Regions from separate parts of the Homo sapiens genome. Here region 2 is linked to region 1. Evidence: chromatin loops called from intact Hi-C (ENCODE). Cell type or tissue: PC-9. All regions are shown on one strand. Each heading gives the region's core, and the rest is flanking DNA. Links, peaks and the distances in the headings are about the cores only. Region 1 overlaps ERC2 (ELKS/RAB6-interacting/CAST family member 2). Region 2 overlaps ERC2 (ELKS/RAB6-interacting/CAST family member 2).

Region 1 (8,996 bases), core at 3,009-7,008:
AGGGAAAGGTCTTAGCATCCGCGAAATAAAGTAAGGTTTAATATTTATAGCCTAATTCATAAAACTGTAAGGAGAAAAAAAATACCTCATTTGTACATAACACAGGTATTTTACCCAATATTACATGCACTAAGGAGAGGAATGAATGATCATTGTTGGAACTATGATATTTTCGGTGAAAATTAAGTTTCCATGTCTTTACGAGGAAGCAATTCAGCAGAGGCCTTGTTGTTAAAAGTGGCATGCGAGCAGGAACTTCAAAAGACCTGCTGACTGCCTGCCGAGCCATTTGGCCGGAGGGCTCTGCATATCCTCTTTCGGGTAAGAGGCAGCTTACTTGTCAACTTTGCATAAAAGACAGCCAATTTGTCAGCCATTTGCTTTAATTTTGTTTCTGAGTCTTCCAACGACAAACTCCATATACCTTCTGGTCTTTAATATCATATATCTGACTGAGGGATGGAAATTCACTCTAGTGTCTCAGGCTGGTTTCCTTCCCAGGCCATCCTCCTGGGTCTTATAGGATGTCCTTAATCAGAACCACATTACTCAGCTAGAGGAAGTCCTTGTGCAGACGCTGGCAAGACACTATGGCAAAAGAGTTTCACAACATGAAAGGTCAGATTGAGAATAAAAGCTGCAGTTATCTGTTGTGTTTTCTTTAGTTGAGAAAATAAAGGCAGGGTGCCTAACTCCTGAGGAACCAAGATTTGGATAAGTAGCAGCCACTTAGGAAAGGAGTTCCATTGGCCGCTGAGTACAATGGCCAGTTGTGGAAATGGAAAGTCCTTAAATTCCAAGTATTCTGGACCTGAGCAAGGATTTTCTCATTTTATACAGATACGTTTTTATATTTCAGTAACACCCTAGACTGGTAAAACAAAAATAGCTACATCTTGTCAAAAAATATAATTGTCACTGGACTGTGTAAATATACACACATATATATATATACACTACATATATGTGTGTTAGATATACACATATACATAATATATATTTTACATATATGTGTTAGACAAATAAAGCACATTTTAATCGTAAAAGCTACCAGTTATTGTGCTTTTTTTTTTTTTTAAGTGCCAGGCACTATGTTAAGCACTTTCCATGCATTATTTAGTCTCTCAACAAACTAGCATGGTAGGGACTAGCTTTGTCCCTATTTTACAAATAGAAAAAACTTGAGATTAGAGAGGAAATTCAAGGCACACAGTTAGACACAGAGCCAGAAGTGGAACCCAGGAGTGCCTGACCCCCGAGCCCAGCAAATTGAACCCTAGCAATTCTCACTTGTTCCATTAAGATGAGTGCCCAAGCTGACTGTGAAAAACAGGGGAGGAGGTGAAGTGATGAGCCATTTCACTTCACTAACACATAGGTGTGAAGGAGTTAGGCGTTACTCCAACCCTGTATCTTCATCCCAGGGAGGCAGCCTGCAGGCTTTGCCGATGGAAGGCAGGGTGTGAGAAAAGGAAGAAGTGATTGCAAAAACCCAAGACCCACCTCCTTTACAAATTTTGCCCAAGATCAGCCTGGCTGGGGAGACTCTGAGAACTCAGAGGGACCAGAGGACTTAATGGAAATCTGTCCCTCACCCAGTTTCAAACTGATAGCCTTCCCTTCTCATGCAAGGGGCTTGCCCTAGAGATTTGGGGCAAGAAATATTTCCAGTGCGCCTCTACCTTAACTCACACCACAGGGGCAGCTAACAATTACAGAAGGAATGAACTTTTTCATCAAATGTCCTTCCATAAAACCATTTCCCAGGAAATGGAACACAGCATGAAGCAAGCCGACTGCAATTTTCCACCAACAATGAGCATCGTGGGGCACAGGTACTATATTTAAACAATTTTCCTCCAGCGTTTTGGCAAGGCTGTCTCTCAAGGAGACTTACCAAGTTGGGCTGAGGTCTCATTCCCCTCCGGCCAGCAGGATCAGAATGTTTAATATGGCCCTGTCTCTTCAACACCCATGTGTAAACCACCAATAAACAAGCCAGGAAAGACCTGCAGGCCTAATTGCCTTTTAACTCTGCCAAGATGATAAACTCCCAGAGCAAAGAAGGAAAGACTTCCAGGGATTTAACAAGTTTATCTGCCTGCCACTTGAACATTTTCTGTCTGCCTACACTTCAGTGAATTCACCAATAAAAGGATAAAAGGGCCCAGAATGTCAGACCCCTCAAATGACCAAGAAGTTCCACATTCAAAACGTATGACCAGCAAAAATTAACCAGTTAATTGAGCTTCATTTTAGGTGTTTTTAAGATCTGGAGCAAGGGAAGTGGGGCCACTTGACTCTTTCTAGCACTGGCCATTTCTCTTTTATTGACCAAGGCCTAGAAATCTTTACTTACAATAAAGAAAATTGTTTTCACAAGGAAACTGGGATAGGCAACCCATTCTGAAACCTCTAAAATTTTAGATAGAGCATTATACTGACAGGAGAGAAACTATACAAATCTCGGTGGTGGGAGAAATGGAGTATATCATATGGGCAGTCATAAGATTGGTGTTTACTTCTGTAAAGATATTTTTCATCTCTCCCTGAACCAACTTGCAAATTAAGCATGTTGGTTGTTTTTGTTGGTTTGTACCCTACCACCCAGAAGAAAAATACTGAGAGCTCTTTACCTATTGGAGTTAAATTGGAAAAGCAAAGCAACACCAAACAAAGAGACTTGGGGTAAGTACAGAGAGGTGGTGCCATTCAAGGCATTAAAGCAGGGTGAATGGGCATCACCTCTGGGAGGCCATTTCACAATCTTTATCAATATTAATGTGCAACTTCCCTTTTAGGAATTTATTCCAAAGAAATTATTGGCTAAGTGAATAAAGGTTAAGCCCAAAAGGCTTTAGGGAATTCTACTAGGGAACATTTTAAAACATCTAAAGTTCACCATTAATAACTGGCTAAAGAATGCAAAATTCCATACTCCGTTACTATAAAAATGATTCCATAGGTGTATATTTATTAATGTGGAAAGTGTCCAACATACAATGTTAAGTTCAAAAAGCAGATTATAAAAACATTTATAATATAATCCCATTCTTTTTAAGAGTCTATATATAGTAAAATTAGAAAGATACATAGTTCACCAAAATGTTAGTATTTCTGGATGGTGGATTAGAGGGGACTTTTATTTTCTTTGGCAAAGATTTTTGAATTATTTGAAATGTTTAATGAGAAAAATGCATTGCCTTTAGAAATGTTAAAACACTAAAGCAGAACAATAAAATTGAATAAAAACAAAACATTCCCACCACCATCATTACTGTCCTGATCAACAGGAAAAGCTGAAACAACATCATGGGAAGACCCAGCTATCCTTTCTCGAGGAGGCAGGAGTAGAGAACGCTGATGGATTTGGTCTTGCCTTATCAGCACATATAACTGTTGTTCAAGCGTAGTCTCCAGTGAGATGCGAATGGAATGGTAAAACCACAAGTGGGCTCAAAATCCCAACAGGTGTCTTCTCCAGGGGACCCAGGTGTCTCTCTTTCCTGGAATCATGGTACAAATGTCGAGGACTCCCCTATTAAGCTAACCTGTACCACTTAATAAAACAGGAACAGTTCTTAAGTACGGCACTTGCCAACTGAAAAATCTGGAGCACTATTTTTCTATTAAAACCTTGTCCATGTTTTTCCTATTGGAACCTGGAAACTGGACAAATTCTGAAGAAATCCGAAGGAATTTCTTTAGAAAAGAATTCTGTTAACACCAAAAGCTCCCAAGCACTACACAAGGCAAATGCTAGGTTGCGTTACGCTCAAATGTAAAAGCAGGGTTCCAATCCAAAGTGATGTGTCCTTCACACCAGGCTTTGTGTGCATCAGGGTTTATGCATTTGTACACTGATCCTCGCACATTTCTGCATCTCCCTGCTTCATAATTTCATAATCAGTTCCAGATTTCCTATTTCTTCCACATCGTAAGGCACAGAGTTCCAGATTTGAGAGATGCAAGGTTTAAGGGTATGAAAGTGCAGTGAAACGTACGATAATAATAAAACCAAAACTGAAGTTTTGTTTCATACCCACTGAGAAGTAACAAACTGAGTATATACCTTGGGACCCATCTGATCTTCAGAAACTGTTGGAACATGGTAGACATGTACAAAAATTTCATATGTAAAGTGGATCCTTTGGTTGGTAGACCTCCTTACCAACAAAGCTAAAAGTGTTCCTACATTGCTATAATAAACACATCGGATTTGGATATGCCTGCCAAAGCACCATAACGCTTCTCTCAAAATTCAGAACTCTGTCTCTACATTACAAGACAGAGCAAACTGAAAGATCAGGTTAATCTAGGATAAACTTCATCTCTTGAGTTCAAAGACAACTGGCCTCTCTAGGGGTTTCAATCAAGGGTTCTTTGAAGGATTGCTCTCAAATTCATTAAAGAAATTTCACTGACTTCACAGACTTTGGCATTAAATAGATAACCTGAGCTCTTCATTGCCTGGCAAAATGACTGTTCACCTTTGAAGCTCTGCAAATTGGGATTAAGTTGGCTGTTTGCCTTTTACCTCAAAGATGACTCCACTCCATTGACCAGCGAGTCCCCAGGCAATGACCTGGTTGATCAATGACATCAAATTTATCTCTACAATGTGTCTCTTAAAACACCCATCCTTTCAACAGATTGGCTTTGTTATGATTTTTGCTTTAGATGTAGTAGTACTCTTGATAATAATGCCATCCCCATAATAAAAATTCAGGAAATGAATCATATTTTAAAAATCCAAGTGTAATTTCCAGCTAACTTGAAAGATGTGTGGGGTTTTTAGATGTATAAACTCAACTTTTAAACCCTGCTTTGAATTTCGCTTCCTCAATTACCACAGAAAATGAGGTGTCTCATCAGACCCTGGAGCGAGCCCTAAAGCAGCACGGACTTGCTTTTCACAATGACTCTGCACATTCCGGAGAAGGATCGGCATAAACACATAGGTTTTCACCCTCTAACCCCACCGTCTGCTTCCTCTGTGCCCCATAATCTAAAACATCTCTTCTTCGCAGGTATATGGTCTTGGATTTGTCACAGTGTACGGGAGACTTTACAAGGCCAATAAAATGACAGCTGCACAGAGGGAACTGGGTGGCTTTTACCGACTCTGAAACACCACTGCCTTTAACTCCCAGGGATCAGGAACTTGAAAGCACTCCGATTCACTTAGCTCTGTGTTTGTCATAAAGTTAAGGCTAATCAGATTTTCCCCAACTTGCAGCCCTATCTTAAATCCTCAAGCTGCTCCTATGCAAACTTAACTGATGGAAGATGTGATTACGCCTTCTCAGGTCATAAATTCTAGATATTTATAACATAACTGTTGTCATTTAGGCCAATTAAGATGCTTTTACTAGCTCGGAACAACTACCTATGGGGCTTGTCAAATACTCTGACAGTGGTTTATGACCCTTCACAGTGATTTTATCTTATAGGGATATGAAAGATGGTTGCATGCAAAAATAGCCAGGAGGCCTTGAAGCACATTCTTCATATTAGCATCATCCATACCCCATTTCCATTCTGTCCCCTTTCTTATCCACTAAAACCCCGATTTGACTCTAACTGCCCCCCCTCCAGCCAGAGTTGGTTTCTTTGATCACCTTTTTTTTCTCCAAAGACCTAAAAGAGGGAGATAACACCTCTTGAGACACTACTATAAAACACCCAAGTGGTGGGCTGGTTAAACGCCCAGCTGGGAATGCCAGACTTCCACATGCATAACATGTCCCTAAAGACAAGTGGGTTTTCCTTTTCACTTAGGGCAAACACTCCCTCATGAAAAGCAAAAGAGGGTGGGTGACAACAAAGAAAGAACGGGACATATTTGGGGAGTTCATACAGACAGGTTATAGCTTCTCCTTTTCCTTTGTGAAATATCGCTTATCTACTACTGTTCCCCTCCTGCCGTTTCTTCTTTTAACAAGGCCCCCAAGCACTGATTTCAGGCACTGTACTAGGCTAGGGATACAGGGATCAAGAAACACTCAGGCTGGCTGGAGACACAGACACCTTGATAATTATAATGCAAAGTGTTAACAGGTAACAGGACAGTCATGCACAGCAAATTCTGGAAGCACTGAAAAGTGGCATTTCACTTTTGGAAGGGAGGTGGTCAGGGGAGATTCCTTGGGAAAAAGAATTCCTAGTCTGGGCCTTAGAAAATGCCAGGAGACAGCTAGGCCAATTGGGGGAGAAAAGTAGTTCCAGGAGGGAGAGAAAGAACAAAGGCGTGGATTGGAGGAGGACATGGGATACGTGGAAAATGCCAGGCAGGTGAGTGTTCCAGAGCATCACATCCCTGCCAAGCAGCAGTGAAAATTGAGGCTGGAAAGGAAAGTCAGGGCACACTCCTGTGGGACTTTGTATTCACATGACATAAGCTATTTCCTTTCTTGTTCAAAGGAGGCCTGGTATAATGGTGCTCTTTTCATAAACCTAACTGGACATAGTTGGGTAAGAATTTTTCCATCCGAATCTGTTTGCTTCGTACCGCCATCCATAGCTGGCACTGTCAAATTCCCCAGACTAACTTGACAGACATAACTGTTTGAAAATCCGGCCACACTTCCCTTGGTAAAGAACGCTTTGCTTTCGATGACCAAAACAACACTATTTGTAGAAGCCAGGTAAAGCACCCAAAATTCCACCTGATATAACAAATATGAAGTGCTGACTCCATACAAAGTCCTATTCTGGGAATGAGTCAGAAATGTGGTGGAGAAGGCACCACCTCAGCAGCCAGTGGATTCTCAAGTAGACAGTGACACATCATGGATCTTAAAATGTAATGGTCTTTTATCAATGTGATTTTTTCCTTGTGTTTCTAATGATGACAATTTGATTGAATTTGACCAAAGGAAAAAAAATAAAAAGTACAACATCTACTTGGCCAAAGGAAGATAAAAGTGTGGAAAATATATCATAGCATTTGAAATTCTGCAGTATGGGCAAATGCAAGCTACCAGCAATTTCTTCAAATTAGCAGCTTAAATGTGCTACAGAGACACAGGAATCAGAGTAGCAGTGCTAACCTAGGCAGTCCTCAAAATGATCAAATTGGAGTTCATTTTCAAGAATCTTATGGAAGTTTTTGCTGCTGTTAAAAATTTTAAATATTTGACTTTGTTTGTTTATACTCTGCCTTGGTCCAGAAAGGATTAAAGCATCTAATACCAAACAGAAGAGGGTCATATTACTGGAAGAGTGAGTGCTTGAGTTCCTCCTCCTCATATTAGAGGAGGAGTGAGGGCTCCAGTTCCATCTGCCATGCAAACGTCAAGTTGGTTCCGACCGAGACTTGGACCATGCTGATTCAAACCCAGAAAATGTTTCTAAACCAGAACATTCTGATTCAACACAAAATTCCCCAGCTGTGGAGCAACAAGGGAAGAACTGTGAATCCACTTCTAGAGGAAGGCTGGGAACCAATGAGCTTTATCAGCTGAGCAAAATTCCAGATAAAGAATTCATGTTCTCTGATTTGTTCTCCATGCCCACATGTGACTTGTTTCTGACCTGAGGATGGTATAAAGTGGCACAGTGCAGTGGGAGGCACAAGCCCCACTGCCTGGTTTGCATTTCAGTTTCACCACTTGGGCAAGTCACCTGAGCTTTCATTCCCTCAGTTTCCTCATTACCACAGAGGATTACTGTAAAGACTGAAAGAATTAATACATGAAGACAGTGCCTGGCACATATGAAGTGCTCAATAAATGTTAGCTGTAATTATGATTTTCTATTCCTCTGTTAAGCACAGAGAGAACTACAGAAGTAAAGACCCCTACTTTGTCATGTTAAGTATAGTGAACCCCAAGTTTCTCTTCAAAGAATCAGTATGTCAGTATGTTCAGCTCTCTTATTCTTTGATTTTCCATTTTAAAGTTTAACTTCCTGGTTCTCTTCGCCCTCTTGCTTCTAGTTTCAGTAAACAACATTTTTCCACCAGTTTTAATCAGTAGTTCACATCTGTTCCCCTGGTCACCTGCTTTGACCTCAGTCATGCCTGGTCACCTGCTCTGACCTAAGTCCCCTTTAGTTATCTATTCCTAACTGTCCTTCCCACCAAACTATTCACCCTGCCACTCTGGTTCATACCCCTGCTCTGTTTAAAATAGCCAATCAGAATTAGCTTAGACTGAGCAGTCCAACCCTAGCCAATAGAGGAACGACACAGCAGTAGGGTCCTGCATCAGGAATAAGAACTACTTCCCCTCCCCTGTCCAGGTGTGCTCTCGCCATTGTTCCATCTGCAAGGGGCACCCTTTCTGCAGAAAGTAAAAATTGACTTGCTGAGAGAATTAAATTTATGTTCAAGTGCTATTTCTTTGCAGCACTGGGTAACAAGCATTTTGCATTTCTAACAGTCTATAGGGAATTTCCAGTCTTGCTTCATGTATGATTGCCAAAGGAGAATCTGCCAACGGTGATCAAGAGAAGGGAATTCCAAAGAAAATTGGGTTAGGACTCCAACAGCTCAAGAGAGAGGGGTTTATGGCATATTCAGAATTTCAGAGGAGGTTTCCTAAAGGAGCATATCTGGGCTGAATCCAACAGGTAGGATGTAGGCAGATATTGGGCATTTTAGATAATGGCAAGCAATAAGCACAGAGATGTGAAAAAAGGAATGAACACTATTTTTAGAAGAGGAAAAATGATACCTCATTATCTGGGAATGGTGGAAAATTCATAAAACTGCGCAGGGGGGCCCATGCGGGAGGAATGTGAGGACGAGTCTGAGGTAGTTGAACCTAATATGGTTGGAAATAAAGAGGAACTGACAATGTGTCGCCACGGGAGGGACACAGAGAACGTGGTGTTTCAGGAAGGTGAACATGGCTGGGGCATGCAGGGTGGATGGGATGGGAAAGTTCTGAGTCAGGGAAACCACCCCAGACTGGTGCTGAGAGGACAGAGAGGAAGTGGTGGATGGGAGAGGTGCCCTGTGGGAAGAACAGGCTGGCCTTGGCCAGTGACTA
Region 2 (8,996 bases), core at 3,277-7,276, 100 kb before region 1:
CTTTCAATCGAACAATCCATTCACCAGGAGGCCTAAATGGCTTTAAGGAAAAAAAGAAAAACAACAAGGAAACCTCAAGTGACACCGCCAGCATTTAGAAATGCAGATGATCCCTTCTGGGGGGGCAAAGAAGCATATGCTTTAAAAATAAAAATAAAAAACGAATCCTGGCTTCCAGCAATGAGCCAATCTGGGCTGCCACCCACTGTGAGATGATCCCTGGCCAGTCCTCCCTCACCTGGACAGTCACAGCGGCCCTTACCCTTCTCCAGCTTCCTCTTACAGCACCCAACTCTGCGCTTTCAACGCAGCAGCCAACAACAGCGCCATTTCAATGGTGACATCCAGTCCATAGTGCATTCCCGTTTACAGTTTACAACTCCTGTTTACAACCCTGTTTATAATCCCGTTGCCCTGAGAATGCAGGACTGATGGACTCCTGGCCATACTGGCGAGGCCCCATCTGGCCTCTCTCTCTGCAGTCCTGTACTTAACGCTGACATTCCACTCTTTATGTTCCACCAAAGCTGAGCTTGCTTCTGCAGCCCTAAAAATTTATTTTCTCCCCCTCTCACAAGCGTGTCTCTCTATCTAACATGATTTACACCAGCTCTTTATCTGATCGATCCCTGTTTATTCCTCAGTTTCAGCTTGGATGTCATGTCTTCCCAAGAAGCCTTTCTTGACCCTCTCGGATGTGATATAGAGTGGGAAGTCTCACATATACTGCAGAGTCCCCTTCTGATGAATTGTCTAGACTTGTACATCCAATAGAGCGTGTGTGCATGTATGTATATATATATATACATATCTTTTATTTTAAGGCAGGGTCTTGCTGTGTCACCCAGGCTGGAGTGCAGTGGTGTGATCATGGCTCACAGCAGCCTCGACCTCCTGGAATCAAGCAATCCTCCTAGCTCAGCCCCTCAAGGAGCTAGGACTACAGGCACATGCCACCATGTCTGGCTAATTTTTGTATTTTTTTACAGAGATGTGTTCTCACTATGTTGCCCAGGCTCGTCTCAAACTCTTGGGCTCAAGTGATCCACCTGCCTCAGGCTCCCAAAGTGCTGGGATTACAGGAATGAGCCACTAAACCCAGCCTACCAGTTTAGAGAGTACCTCAGGTAGGCAGAATCCTTAAATCTACTCCTTATCCAAGATTCCCTATCCGAATCCCTGGCACAGGGAGTGAGAACGTTTCAGACCACGTTTACTATAAAGTTACCTTACAGATGTAGTTACTAATCAGTTGACTTCAAATTAGTCTAAAGGGAGATTATCAACTAAGCGAGGTGGCACATGCCTGTAATCCTAGCACTTTGTGAGGCTGAGGTGGGTGGATATTTTGAGCCCAGAAATTGGAGACCAACCTGGGCAACATGGCAAAAACCCGTCTCCACAAAAAAAGTTAAAAATTAGCTGGGTGTGGTGGATGCCCCTTTGGTACCAGCTATTTGAGAAGCTGAGGTGGGAGGATCAACTGAACTGGGGAGGTCGAGGCTGCAGTAAGCCGTGATTGTGCCACTCCAGCCTGCCAATCCAGTAAGCTGGGATTGTGCCACTCCAGCCGTGATTGTGCCACTCCAGACAAGAGTAAGACCTTGTCTAAAATAAAAAATAAAATTTTTTAAAAAAGGGTGGATCTGAGTGGACCTAATTTAATGACAGACGCCCTTTAATAGCAGAGACTTTTATTTGCTGTAGCAGAAGAGAAAGTTAGGGAAATCTGAAACCAGAGGGATTGGCTGTGCTGTGATGGAGGGAGCCAGGGGCAAGGACCTGAGAGCTTCCTATAGGATGTGAGAATGTCACCCAGGTGACTGTCAGCAAGGGAACAGGGACCACAGACCTACAACCACGAGGAAATGAATTCTGCCAAAAACCCGAAGGAGCTTGAAGGTGGATGCTTCCTGGAGCCTTCAGATTAAAGTCCAGCTAAGTCCACCTTGACTTTGGCTTTATGAGATCCTAAGCAGAGAACCCAGTTGAGCCCATCTGGACTTCTGACCTATGCACAAAACTGTAAGCTAATAAATGGGTGCTATTTTCACCACCATATTTATGGTAATTTGCTATGTAGCCAAAGAAGACTAATGCAGCACCACGCTGGGTCAGGCAGTGTGCTTGATGCCAGGAATATAATAGTGAGAAAAACAGACAAGGTCCATGCTTTCATGGAGCCTGTATTCTTGGGAGGAAGACAGAAACAAATAGACACACAGATCAATAAATGAATGAGAATGTAAACATTTGCACCATGAAGAAAAGGAACGGGGAACTGTGATAGGGATGCCTAAGATTTATTAAGTGACTGATGACAATTATGACGTCAATCTTTATTTTCTTTTGATAGGAAAAGATGTCCGTCCACAACTTTTCAGTGGAAAAAGCAGATTACCATTTTATATGCATAGCTTCATCTCATTTTTGCATCAACATGCACATAAACAAACATTTGCAAGTGTATACATTAGAATATTATTAATATTTATCTCTGGGTGGTGGTTTTAAACTTTTCCCCTGTATTTAATTTTTATTTATTTATTTATTTTGAGATGGAGTCTCTCTCTGTTGTCCAGGCTGGAGTGCAGTGGCGCAATCTCGGCTCACTGCAACCTCTGTCTCCCTGGTTCAAGCGATTCTCCTGCCTCAGCCTCCCAAGTAGCTGGGACTACGGGCATGAGCCATGGTGCCCAGCCGTTAAAATTTTCTCCTTCAGACTTTTTTTTTTTTTGCTCTTTTTGGATTTTTTTAAACCTAAGAATGTATAAATAGTATCATACTAAAATATAAAGCTATTTTCTTTGTGGGGAGAAACCAGTATTGGGTGGGACTGCTGCTCTTGACTTGGTTCTAGGTGGGGGTGTGTGAGGGGCGGGGTGGGTGACTGAGCACAGCAGTAAGATTCCGCCCCAGGACAGACGCCCCAGGGAGAGCAGGCTATAAACGTGTGGTGTCTCACAAATATTCCTTCAGACTGTTTTTCTTTGGAATAAAGACACCTGCCCGATTATGGCTTTCTTCTCCTGCCCTTTCAGTAGTGATTTGCAGAAACAGGCTGGGAGAAAGGGGTCTTTGGTAAACACGGAGGGGTTAAAGGGGAAACTGTTTAATAACAGTAGTAAAACGCAGGCTATTTTTGACATCTGGGTTAATGTCCATTATGTTCCATGTGCTTTCCAAATGTGTGCAGTGTGCCCCCAGGTACAAAAACAGACACCCATTCACGACGGCTTCAGATGCCCCTAACACGCTGCACGTGGTGCCCACATAAAAGGCAAGCCCCTGATAGACTAATTAACAACGGTTGGAGGAGAAGAGCTGCTCCTTCTGGGGGCAGCGGGCATCCTGCAGAACAGCTCCATGAAGCCACTCTGCTCACAGGAAAACCCAATAGAGTCGTTTCTGCTAAAAAAAAAAAAACAAACAAAAAACCAAAACTATAACTACATCTGTGTTATTACTTAACATCTTTAAAAACGGGGTGGAATGGGTTTCCCGTTTTCCTCATGAAGATTTATTTATTATTGTTGTGATCAAAGTGGCAACAAATTATGTTAAATCATTTAATTTTCTTGATAGAAGCAACCACCTTGAAACCATAATTCAAAAAATATGAGTGGAGAGCAACATTTTACCTTGAGAGTGGACTCCTACAGCTCCACGGGGCAATAAAATGTAACACTTCAGAACCCAAAGGGCTGGGGGCTGGGATGGGGGTGGGGCGGGGCCAGCCCTGTGCTCAGAATTGCACACTGCTGTTAGGGATGACGGAGTTTGCTGGGAGGAGGCAGTGGAGGGACTTGGTATTTCAACTTTGGTTTCTGTGCACGGGGTATAACTCATCCATAACGTTTTAAATGAAGGGATTCAAATGAATATAGGCTGTGTACATCAAAATGGCAGCACAGACTGCTATGTCTCCGTAGGATTTATTTTTGTCATTATTATTGTGGTCAGAATTATTAACAGGTACCATTTGTTGCGTGCTATCTGCCACCACCCTCTGTGTTTTGCATTAATTATCTGAAACCAGCTCGATAGCACTGAGGTACTGATGCAGTTGGTTAATAGCCCCTCATGCAGATGAGGAAACGAAAGCTTAGAAGAACTGGATGCTTTTGGTAAAATTCCCCAGCTCCCTGGGGCCTCATTTGAATCCAGGTCTTTTGGACTCCAGCGACCATTCTCTCCAGAGACCACTGCCTCCTTGAGGCAAGCATTTCCTAAACCTGTCTTTTGTGTCCTACTTTTCCCATTTTTGTAACCTCTCCACAATACCTGTGATATGTAACTAACATTTTTTTAAAAATTATCTAAAAACTGGCCGGGTGCAATGGCTCACGCCTGTAACCTCAGCACTTCGGGAGGCAGAGGCGGGCGGATCACTTGAGTCCAGGAGTTCAAGACCAGCCTAGCCAACATGGTGAAACCCCGTCTCCACTAAAAATACAAAAATTAGCCAGGCGTAATGGCGGGCACCTGTAATCCCAGCTACTAGGGAAGCTGTGGCAGGAGAATCGCTTGAACCAGGAAGGTGGAGGTGGAGGTTGCAGTGAGCCAAGATTGTGCCACTACACTCCAGCCTGGGTGACGGAGTAAGACTCCGTCTCAAAAAAAAAAAAAAAAAAAAAAAATTATCAAAAACCTAAATGTTTCCTTTTTAAAGAAATATTTATTTTGCTGCCATAATAGAACCATTATCTGTCTAATATGCACTATGATAATTGCATGGCTATTAAAGTAAAAGTGCTTGTTCACAGAACACCTAAAACTATCTCCTGGATATGCTCTCCTTGCCTTCAATCAGCCTTGCCTGCAAGATGGTTCCCAGCGCCCAGCCATGGCCTTCTCCCCACTGGCAGAACCAGGCACGAGTCGGCTGGTCTTGCATATACTCTGGCCACCGGCCAGCCCCAGCACCACCCTAGTCTACATTTTGGGCTTTTGTCTTCTCAAGGGCAGAAAGCAGTGAAATAAAAGATCAGATATCTGCCATTTAACACAAGCATTAGGTACTCTATGCACTTTTTAAAGCATTGGTTGAGTAGAAATGTATTTGATTGTTTTTCCTCAAAAGAATACCTTCTTTAACAGGAGAGACTGCCCATGGCCAAAGGTCTTTGTCACTCTACTCCAAGGTTTCTCCATCTTGGTACTACGGCCATGTGGGGCTGGATGATTCTTTGCTGTGGGGGCTGCCCTGTGCATGGTAGGATGTTTAGCAGCATGCCAAGCCACTGCCCACTAGATGCCAGCAGCACTGCCCCTCTCCCAGTCATGCAATCAAAAATGTCTCAGGACATGGCCAAATATCCCTGGGAGATAAAATTGCTCCACTTGACAACCACTGGCCTAGTCAATTGTTACTGTACACAATTGGTTGACTGTGCTGTTTTAAGCAGTGATATGTTGGTAGATATGTACAGTATATGCATACATGCATCTACCAACCTATATAAGATATGAACACTTTTGGAGAAATAAAGATTAATTTCTAAGCTGCTTTCATATTATTTCAGAAACAGTTGCATAGATTGAAAAGTCCTGTGGAAATAGGTAGGTACAACCTCAGTAATAAAAATAATGAAAATGTACAACTTTTCTGACATAAAAACAGAAATGCTACAATCCTGAGATAGCGAGACACCTAAGACACTTGCTGAGTTAAGTGAAAAGGTGAAATCTAGTTTAAATTTATAGCATTCCTTCAGTGTCCCTCTAGGAGTTTGGCATTTTGCCAAGCTTCCTTGTTAAAAATTTGTTAAACGTGTTTGGCATTAATGCAAACACAAAGTGGTCATTTGTTACAAATTCTATTGGAATGCATTCATTTAAGGCAATGAAGTAGTTACTAGAAAAGAAAAAAAAAGTTCATTAAGTACATTTTAAAAATACAATGATGTATGCAGTGTGTAACTGTGGCGCCCTGGTGGCTATATAAATCGCTGACAGAATAACCACACGTTGTGTTTAGTTTGAAATTGGAATCTTTTAAACACAACCGATAGAACAAAAACTGGTTTTGTTTGTTGTCAAAACTAATGATAGTCTTTCTTTTCTGAACTAGTTAAAATAACCAAAGGTTTGGAATACAATTTCTAACATCTCAAATCAGTGTAACATACAGGTTAAAAGAATGCTTTGGGAATCTTTGCGGGTGCCACTACTGACATCAGAGATGGGGGCTGATCCAACAAACAGAACACCTGCACTCTGGAAAGAGGGGGATGTCCGAGTCATCCTGGAGAACCCCACTTGGGTAGCGCCGGTACCTCTGCTCTCTGAGCTGCCTGAGGTTATTAGGTTACCTGCAGAGGGAAAACTGTGGCTTTCATCACAGAGACAATGGTATCCTATGAACAAATATCCTAAGCCTGTGTCTAGAACTCCCACTCCCTGTCCTGCCCTAAACTGTTCACACAAAGGAATTATTGCTGAGTAATAGTGATTCCTGAGCTTGCTGAAGAAACAGTTCTGAAGCTCAGCTCCATGAGAAAGGGGATACTTGACATCATCTGAAATGTAGCCCTGCCACATGGCTGGCTATGGATGTTAATGTGGAATACCTCATCCCAGGGCCCATTGATGCTGGCTAAAAATCATTGTTAAAGGTGAATGAAAAAACTCACCATTTCCAAGAAGTATTCAGAAATGATTTACTACTTTCTTCTTCCCTTTCTCTCTCACACGCTGACATATTTAATACTTAGTACCATGAAAGTGTCCAGATAATAGAATTCCAGTGGTCCTGAGACCCTGGGACCAGATCAAATTCCCATGGCTCCCAAACTTCCTTATATTGATCTCTTCTGCCATCTGGGTTTGATATTATCTAGGCTGCCCTTGAAGCAGATGGATCCAGGATCTCTTGATCCCAATCTCTGGAAACATTCTCCTAGTTAAGGGTAAATTTAGGCTGGACATCATGGTTCATGCCTGTAATCCCAGAGCTTTGGGAGACTGAGGTGGGTGGATTGCTTGCCCAGGAGTTTGAAACCAGCCTGGGAAACATGACGAAACCAGCCTGGGAAACACGACAAAACCTCATCTTTACAAGAAATACAAAAAATTACCCAGGTGTGGTGGCAGGTGCCTGTAGTCCCAGCTACTTGGTAGGCTAAGGTGGGAGGATTGATTGAGCCCAGGAGGTCAAGGCTGCAGTGAGCCATGATTATGCCACTGCACCCCAGCCTGGGTGATAGAGTGAGACCCAGTCTCCAAAAAAAAAGGAAAAAAAAGGATAAAATTAGACAAAACCTTGCACCCTGTATGTGGCCTGGAAAAGTTTACCGTACCCTTCACAAATGCCAAACAGGCTCAAGAAACAAAAAGGCAGCCAGGCGCAGTGGCACACACCTGTAATCCTAGCACTTTGGGAGGGCAAGGGGGACAGATGGCCTGAGAGCCTGGCCAACGTGGTGAAACCCTGTCTCTACTAAAAATAAAAAAATTAGCCGGGCATGGTGGCAGGTGCCTGTAATCCCAGCTACTCAGGAGGGTGAGGCATGAGAATTGTTTGAACCCAGGAGGCCGAGGTTGCAGTGAGCCGAGATCGTGCCACTGCACTCCAGCCTGGGAGACAGTGAGACTCTGTCTCAAAAAAAAAAAAAAAAAAATCTAAGAAGAGAGAAAATACTTATCTCCAGAAGCAACAAGAACACATGATAGGAAAGGGAGAAACACACCTTGAATACTGTGGAACACATCTTGGTTTTGTGTGGCCTAAAGTTCGTACCATTTTAGAGGCCTTCTTTCAGAAAAAGAATACATAAATAATTGACTATTTCAAGCTTGATAAAAAGATACGGCCTTGTGAACATTTCACTGGGGCACCTCCCAGGGCCTTGGAAAAGTCAGCTTACCTGAGGTGCTCCAAACGTAAGCTCCATTATCTTCATGATAATAAGCCCTGTTATCTTATTTTTGAGATGGCATTTTCAAATTCCAATGAAAATAAAGTAAAACACTGTTAAAAAGCCCTTTACTGAAAAGAACTTGGTTTTAAGATGAGCCTGCCATAGCATATACAAGTCACAGGAAGACATCTCCCTAAACTGGATCTTAAGAAAGCTGTCATGTTCGGGAAAGAGATGCCCCCTCCTAGAAAAGGAGCCAGAGAGAGGCATTCTGGAGAATTTGAAACATGAAGGAACAATTTGATATCTCAAGTTTACTGACCAGAAGTGGCTCCAATGACAAGTGTTTACAACAGGATCTTCATAGAGCCAATAATGGCAATTAGTCTCCAGGATTTGAAGGCGCCCTTCCCGCCTCACTGAGGTGGAATGCCATTTACTCTTGGGCTGGTGACTAATTAGGGGTCTCGTTTGAAGATCAAGGTTTTGCGATTCCTGCTTCTTAATAACATGGTTTGCCTGTCGGCCACCTGGGTCCAGGCGAGACCTCCCTTTCCCTCTCCCCACACAGCAAGCACTGCCTTAGGCCAGAGCAAGTGTGGGCAGGAAACCACAGATCCAGCCTTTTGAGCAATTTAACCTCTTCACCGCCAAGATCCTACAACCCAGTGCTTGATTCAGCTGTGCAAAAATGGAGGCATTTGACCTTGTTTCTCAGGCAGGGCTGAAGGCTTGCCTGTGGTGCAAAGAAACCACCTTGGAGGTGAAATGCTATGCAGCATACTTTCTTGGAGAAGAAGAGAGAGAGAAAGACTCCACTTTTCCAGGTGAGTAGCTCATCAAGAGGCTGTCTGCATTTGCTTCAGGCTGGGCCATTTCCAGAACGCCTAATAGAAGTGACTGGCAAAAGAAGGGGGTAGGCAGAGCCCTGATGTAACTGCTCATGAGACCAAAGAGGCTGAGGTGCCTGCATCTTCAGACATCTTGCCAGGACCCCGTGGCCTTGCTATGTGAGGCTGGGCTGGGGCTACACTTTCTAAGACATGGTGGGGGAGAAGCCAAAACAGCAGGAAAAGTAAGCTGCAAAGAATTAAGCTTGTAACAACTTGGGCAAAGCACAAACAGTGACTGAGG

Evidence for each region. Hi-C counts contacts between places; a loop is a spot of excess contacts. Peaks named below come from ENCODE experiments on the same cell type or tissue, not always from the same donor. Only the 100,000 strongest peaks of a DNase experiment are listed, where the experiment ranks them.
Region 2: it touches region 1 in a loop (12-fold over the local background); 4 of 110 quality-filtered maps call a loop at or near these places.

The regions. Positions count from the first base shown.
Region 1 is chr3:55,615,569-55,624,564 of GRCh38, forward strand. The region is part of intron 17 of ERC2 (ELKS/RAB6-interacting/CAST family member 2); the gene reads right to left. Among named protein-coding and RNA genes, the nearest start is that of ERC2-AS1, 12 kb to the left of the region's middle. RefSeq lists enhancers at 1-225, 226-1,000. In PC-9, for the core only: no CTCF peak of the experiment used is centred there; DNase peaks (open chromatin) are centred at 4,953 and 6,733; H3K4me3 peaks cover 718 bases; H3K27ac peaks cover 4,000 bases.
Region 2 is chr3:55,512,831-55,521,826 of GRCh38, forward strand. The region is part of intron 17 of ERC2 (ELKS/RAB6-interacting/CAST family member 2); the gene reads right to left. Among named protein-coding and RNA genes, the nearest start is that of WNT5A-AS1, 30 kb to the left of the region's middle. RefSeq lists an enhancer at 6,671-7,172. In PC-9, for the core only: no CTCF peak of the experiment used is centred there; DNase peaks (open chromatin) are centred at 5,771 and 6,431; H3K27ac peaks cover 2,353 bases.